Regions from separate parts of the Mus musculus genome. Here region 1 is linked to region 2. The links are chromatin loops, found by intact Hi-C in ENCODE. Cell type or tissue: left cerebral cortex. All regions are shown on one strand. Each heading gives the region's core, and the rest is flanking DNA. Links, peaks and the distances in the headings are about the cores only.

Evidence for each region. Hi-C counts contacts between places; a loop is a spot of excess contacts. Peaks named below come from ENCODE experiments on the same cell type or tissue, not always from the same donor. Only the 100,000 strongest peaks of a DNase experiment are listed, where the experiment ranks them.
Region 1: it touches region 2 in a loop (6-fold over the local background); 1 of 42 quality-filtered maps calls a loop at or near these places.

The regions. Positions count from the first base shown.
Region 1 is chr10:62,448,156-62,451,059 of GRCm38, reverse strand. Supv3l1 (suppressor of var1, 3-like 1 (S. cerevisiae)) reads left to right here and starts at 1,322. Exons shown (of 15, transcript NM_181423.3): 1 at 1,322-1,645. The coding sequence starts at 1,375. It overlaps 4930507D05Rik (RIKEN cDNA 4930507D05 gene), which reads right to left and starts at 1,900. Exons shown (of 1, transcript NR_027926.1): 1 at 1-1,900. In left cerebral cortex, for the core only: no CTCF peak of the experiment used is centred there; DNase peaks (open chromatin) are centred at 996, 1,286 and 1,538; H3K4me3 peaks cover 2,147 bases; H3K27ac peaks cover 1,697 bases.
Region 2 is chr10:62,338,649-62,341,552 of GRCm38, reverse strand. Hk1 (hexokinase 1) reads left to right here and starts at 1,132. Exons shown (of 18, transcript NM_001146100.1): 1 at 1,132-1,540. The coding sequence starts at 1,478. Hk1os (hexokinase 1, opposite strand) reads right to left here and starts at 1,319. Exons shown (of 3, transcript NR_168630.1): 1 at 1,141-1,319. In left cerebral cortex, for the core only: a CTCF peak has its summit at 1,263; DNase peaks (open chromatin) are centred at 1,221, 1,940 and 2,640; H3K4me3 peaks cover 2,500 bases; H3K27ac peaks cover 2,500 bases.

The DNA of each region.
Region 1 (2,904 bases), core at 309-2,808, 110 kb before region 2:
CTTACATGGGGAAAAAAAAGCCAGCTCTTGTCTGACACACAACCTTTCCCCTTGCTCAGGACTCTTAAGAATCGTCCATCATGGGTCCTTGGTCCAAGAGCTGCACCAATAAACCTGACCTTGTTCGTTTGCCAAATGAACCAAACCCATGAGCCTCTCACCAAGGAGGGTTCTCAAGGAGGCCTACCCATATTATTACTGCAGACTCTGCGGATAGAATAAGTGCAGTTGAGATCGAAAGACCCTCGATCAATTTCAGAGAAGGAAGGCCATTCGAGTTCAGGGTCCGAACTTTGAGGGTTTTGACTTAGCACCAGATGGTTTTAGAGCTTTGACTCCGAAGCCATATCCCGCAACTCATTTTCTGAAATCAGAAAACTTGTCAAGAAGGGATAGAGACAGAGGATTGACCGATGGCGCGGGTTGGAATGAGGACCACCAGACACCGAACGAACGAAGTTGTTACTGGGTCCAATTTTCTAAAAACCGAACGGCTCCTGAACTCAGAAACTAGATGGTGTTGGGGACCTCTCGGCAGAGGACTGAGGGAACGTCGCCACACATGGCTTCCCTCCTAGTGTTTGGCCGGCCAAGAACTGAATGGTCACGCCCAGACGGAACGAACAGAGGCACCTCTTTCCTTACAACTCGGGTGGGACCGAGTGCTGTAGTAGATAGGAGTAAGATCAAACTTTAACCAGGTACACAGAGCATACTTTGTGGTTATAACTTTCGAGATGCGAGGAGTACAAACTGCTCACGTTAACTGAATTCTGCAGCTCATGGTGGAGCACATGCCTAGCTTGCTCATGGCCCCTACATGGAGCCCTAGCACCAAGGAGAGAAGCACGTGTATTGACACACGTGTCACGTAAGCGCCAGTTATCGTACAACCGGATTTCTCTGCAACCCGTCTTGATCTGTAGCAGATCAAGCTACGTCCTCTAACGTTATCCTATCAGGAAACTACGGATATTAATGCACCAATCTTCTTGGAAATGCACTTTAGCGTTTGAAGCCACATGATGCAGGATAGACAGTTTGGTCACATGACGACGCTTGTACGGTTCCCTTCCGCGCATCTGTAACATCCCTTAAGATGCCTGATTACTTTCCCTTCTTTCGAGAAAGACGCTGCCAATTGCCGCAGAAAGAGTGAGAGGATGGGAGCTCGTTTCTGCCACTGTAACGTACAGAGGTCGTGCTCCCACGAAGAGGCGCGCTCCCAACCCTTCCATCTCCTTTTCCTTCAGGCGCACGCGGGGGCAGCCCTGTGTCTCTCTGGGTCCTTTCGCTCCGCGGGCGCCGGAGCTACGTCACCGAGCGGCGCCAGTGGTCCGGATTTTCCCCGGCTCCATTCGAGCCGCGGCCTCAATGTCCTTGCCTCGGTGTACCTTGCTGTGGGCTCGGCTCCCGGCGGGGCGCGGGGCTGGGCCCCGGGCGGCCCCTTGCTCCGCCCTTCGCGCTCTCGTGGGGTCGTTCCCGGGGGCTTCAGGACGCGTTCCCTGCTTGGCCGCCTCCTCCTCTGCCTCTGGTGGCTCCAAAGCCCCGAACACGTCCTTGTTCGTGCCGCTGACGGTGAAGCCTCAGGGTCCCAGCGCCGATGGCGACGTGGGCGCGGAGCTCACTCGGCCTCTAGACAAGAGTGAGTGCTGGAGCCTCCCGGCAGAGCGGCAGGGTCTGCAGCCTGGGCCTACATAGTGCAATGTCTGTTCCTTTTTGGAGCCCTTAGCACCCGAGCCTAAGTCATATTTAGTCTCTTCTGTAGTTGACATTGACCGTTCTCTTCGGTCGAGGAGGTTAAGAGTTTTGTCCCTAAGTGGTGCGCCGCTTGTGCTCCTAGAGTCCTCATGGAGGGATTAAACAGTGAGGACTTGCCATTGACCTGATGTGGATGTCTAACGATGTTAAAATTCCATCTGGTTGCCAAGACAACGGGTCTCAGATCCGGATTTCTCAATAAATTTACTCTCCCACGAGACAGACCTGAATTTAAATACAAGATAAAAGTTGATAAAACTGTCTTTGCCAAAAAGTAGTATCGTCCCAGGTTCCAGAGATGAATAAAAAAAAAACCTTTAGCATCACTGGGTTGAAGTGAGTTTTGTCCTACCTGCATTTGGGTGAGCTTGACAATGGGAGGGTGAAAGGTTTCTTTTCACCAAATGACATTCTTAGAGACTGAAAGAAAACCACATTTCTTTTAGGCACAAGCTGTCTTCCTGGCTCTTCAACAAGCAATATTGATGCTTCCTATTGTGACTTTAAAATATAGGCTTCATGTTGGGAGTCAGAGGCAGAGGATGGCAAGTTCAATACCAGCCTGGGCTACAGAATGAGTTCAAAACAGGCTTGGAAAACTTAAGAGAGGTCCTATTTCAAAATAAAAAAATTAAACAAGGTTTCTCTGTGTGGCTTTGGCTGTCCTGGAATGTGCTCTGTAGACCAGGCTGGCCTCAGACTCACAGAGATAGGCCTGTGTCTGCCTGCCGAGTCCCTGGATCAAAGGCCTGGGCTACCTGCACCTCCAGGCAGCAGAGTGTTCTTTTTTAATGTGCTTGAAGATATAACCCTGGGATATATGCCTTGCCAAGCACGCAGTGCCGTGGGGTCATTTCCCAGTACTGTGAAATCAACTAACAAGGTAGTACTCCTCCTCTTCCCCTTCCTTTCCCTCTACTTTTTCCCTCCTCAAGATAAGCTCGAGCTGTTCTCAGACTGGGGATTGTCATTAATTACTGCACAGGCTACCGTTGCTAACACTGCTCTTAGTAGTGAATTACATCTGCCTCTCATAGCAGGACTTGCCTTTTCTTGGTTACTCAAGAAGAGCTTTGGGCACAAGGGGAGGTTTGATGGTGACTCTGTGGGGGTGGGGGGAGGGGGACTGGCTCTCTCCTTGTG
Region 2 (2,904 bases), core at 195-2,694:
TTAGGAAAATAATTTAAATACAACAGTTAGGCCCTCCCTGGGCCTGGAAATGGCGATATACAGGTTGCGCCCCCCCCCCCAAACTTTAACCTGTAGGCTCCCAAGTTCATTCTATGAGAGTACTTCCCACTTAATTTGTTAGACACAAGTGTTTATGCTCTTTCACAAAAATCATGGGGTGTAGACATCAGTAGTTACAGCTCCATCTTAGGGGTAAAGAAGTGACTGAGGACACATCTGCACCTGCCATTGGGCAGGGTGGGGATGTGTCCTGGATAGAGGTATCAGGTCTACCACCTCTTTCTCAGTGGGCAGTGGTGGCTGGAAGGGTCCTGGGGTACTTGAGGGGTGTTCCAGGCATGGGCTCCTAGCCCCCCAGGTGTGGGCTAGAAGTTAGCCTCTATAGTTCCCTCAGGACAGATGCTGCAGCCCTGGTCATGGGAACATGGCCTGCAAGGGAAGCTTAAGTAAGAGACACTGCATACAACGGCCAGGTCACCAGCACTGAAGCTAAGAAAACCCTGCCCGACTCCTGAGCAGCAACTGTAACGCATTGCCTCAGACTCCTCACCTGTAGAATCAGAGCCACTTCTGTATGTCAGAGTTCTTACTTGTCATAAGGTACAAATACGATTTCCCCTCAACCTGAGTCCTGAACAGTACCCCCAACCTCCCAGAACCCGGATGCCCAAGAGCTAGAGAAGGGTGGGAGGATCGGGACAGGCTGGGAATAGGCCAAAATTCCCACTCGGGGACCATGAGCTCTTACATGATGTCACAGGGGCAGGCGCTTTGGGTTTCGCTATGTGAACTCTGACAGGCTGTGGTGGGACTCCGAGCATCATCCTTAGATTTTGGATCCTCGATGGCAGGCAGGCACAGGGACCCAGTGCAAGATCTGTGAAGCCGCCTAGTTTCGGCTTCCGCTCTCTTTCCACGCCCACTTGTGTGCTTCCCCAACAGGGAGGATGGGAGGGGTGGGGGACGAGCCCTAATCTCCGAGGAAGGGGTGTGGCTCCGTTCGCGTTCTCCAGTTTGTGGTGTCCTGGATCTGTCCTCTGGTCCCCTCCAGATCGTGTCCCACACCCCACCCACTCTGGCTTGGCACTGTGCCACCACGCGTGACCGCGCGCTCCTTACGTGGGGAACGTGCAGGGTGATGCCTCCTTTCCGGCGCGGGAGGGAGCGGCCGTCATTCTCCTGCTCTGGCTGGGAAGCCCCAGCCATAGCGCGGCAGTGGCGCCTTGTAGCCAATGGGGACTGAGGAGGTGGGCCGGCTGGCGGTTGTCACCCTCCCGGGGACGGGAGCTCGGAGGTCTGGAGAGAGCAGGCAGACGCCCCGCCCAGGGACTGAGGGGGAGGAGCCAAGGGAGGAGGAGGTGGAGTCGCGGATCCGCCGCTGGAGGACCACTGCTCACCAGGGCTACTGAGGAGCCACTGGCCCCACACCTGCTTCTCCGCATCCCCCACCGTCAACATGATCGCCGCGCAACTACTGGCATATTACTTCACCGAGCTGAAGGATGACCAAGTCAAAAAGGTGAGCCCCGCCGGCGCCGCCCTGGCCACAGCCTTGCATTCCCGCATCCGCTCGCCACCGCCTGCATCCTCCCCCCGGCCTCTCCCGGCTAGACAGCATCTAGTTGGACTACAGGGTGCAGGCGACAGGCCTCATGCTGGGATTCACCCGGGCATTGTGGGCATGCGGGCGTGCTTGTGGTTTGAGGAGCTGGGCGGCCGGCTGAAGACCCCCCCCCTTCCTCCCACGGCTGGATTGCATACTGCAGTGTCCTTGAAAAGGACCATGGATGTCAGATGGGTACCCGCACGCAGTGCCGGGCTGAGACCTGTCTAGGTGGGGACCAGCTGGCCTGTCTATAGGCCTGTTTTGAAAGGTCCACGCGCGCCGTGGGCGGGGAAGGTGTGATCGCCGAGATAGGCTGGGGAGGTGAGTGAGCAGCTGGCGGGGGTGCTGGCTGGAAGCCAGGCATCCCATATTTGGGGTTCCCATTTGGAGAATACGATGCCCTCCTGAAACTGTCACTGGGCTCCCCCAGCTGTTGCAGCTGCTCCTTACTCTGAGGACGGGGTGACCCGCCTGGCTTTCCGGTGAGGGGAGGGGAGCAGAGGCCACCGGAAACTTTGCTCATAGGCCTCAGGTCGAGAACCGCACGTCTGAATGGAATTTTTTCTTCCTCTAAACCTGTAATTTCCAGGCAGTCTCAGCCTAGGAGCTCAAATAAGACACTTTAGTCACTTGAAGAGCTCGGAGGGGTTGGCATTCGTTCCTTGTGACTTGTGAGTTCTTGCACATGGACGCTGGGTCCTAGGGGTGATGTTCATCTAGTATAAAGTGCCGTCTGCTGGTGGGTCTTAAAGATGTACCTCACTTTTCTGCCACCATCAGTAAGACGGGATGTTTTTTTCCTGAGATAGACTAAGTTGGTTAGGAAAACACCTAGGACATTTTTATTTGTGCTATGGGTATGCCTTACCTACCCTAGGATAGGTTAATAGCATCATCACCCTGACAGACACTGGGACAAGAGGTACTATCTACAGGTGAGAGGCGGCAGTGACTAGGCTCTGTCCTTTCCTGGCCTGAGACTTCTCATCCTGCACCTTCAGAAGCAGTCTTACCGGGGACTGTGACCTCCTGAAGGTCACACAGCTGGTTAGAGGTGGAGTCTGGGCGGGGCTCTGACCCTCCTCCCACTCGAGAACTTGACCAAGACTCCCCCTGGGTGTCAGCTGAAGGGGAGGTGCTGAGAGACAAGACTGTTGGAGATGCAGCTCTTATCCTGAATAGGGACCAGGAATAGGGTGCTGAAGGGCTTCACTGTCAATCTCCCACCCCCACCCCCATCCCTGACCTGATGTCAGGGAGCTATGCATCAACACGTG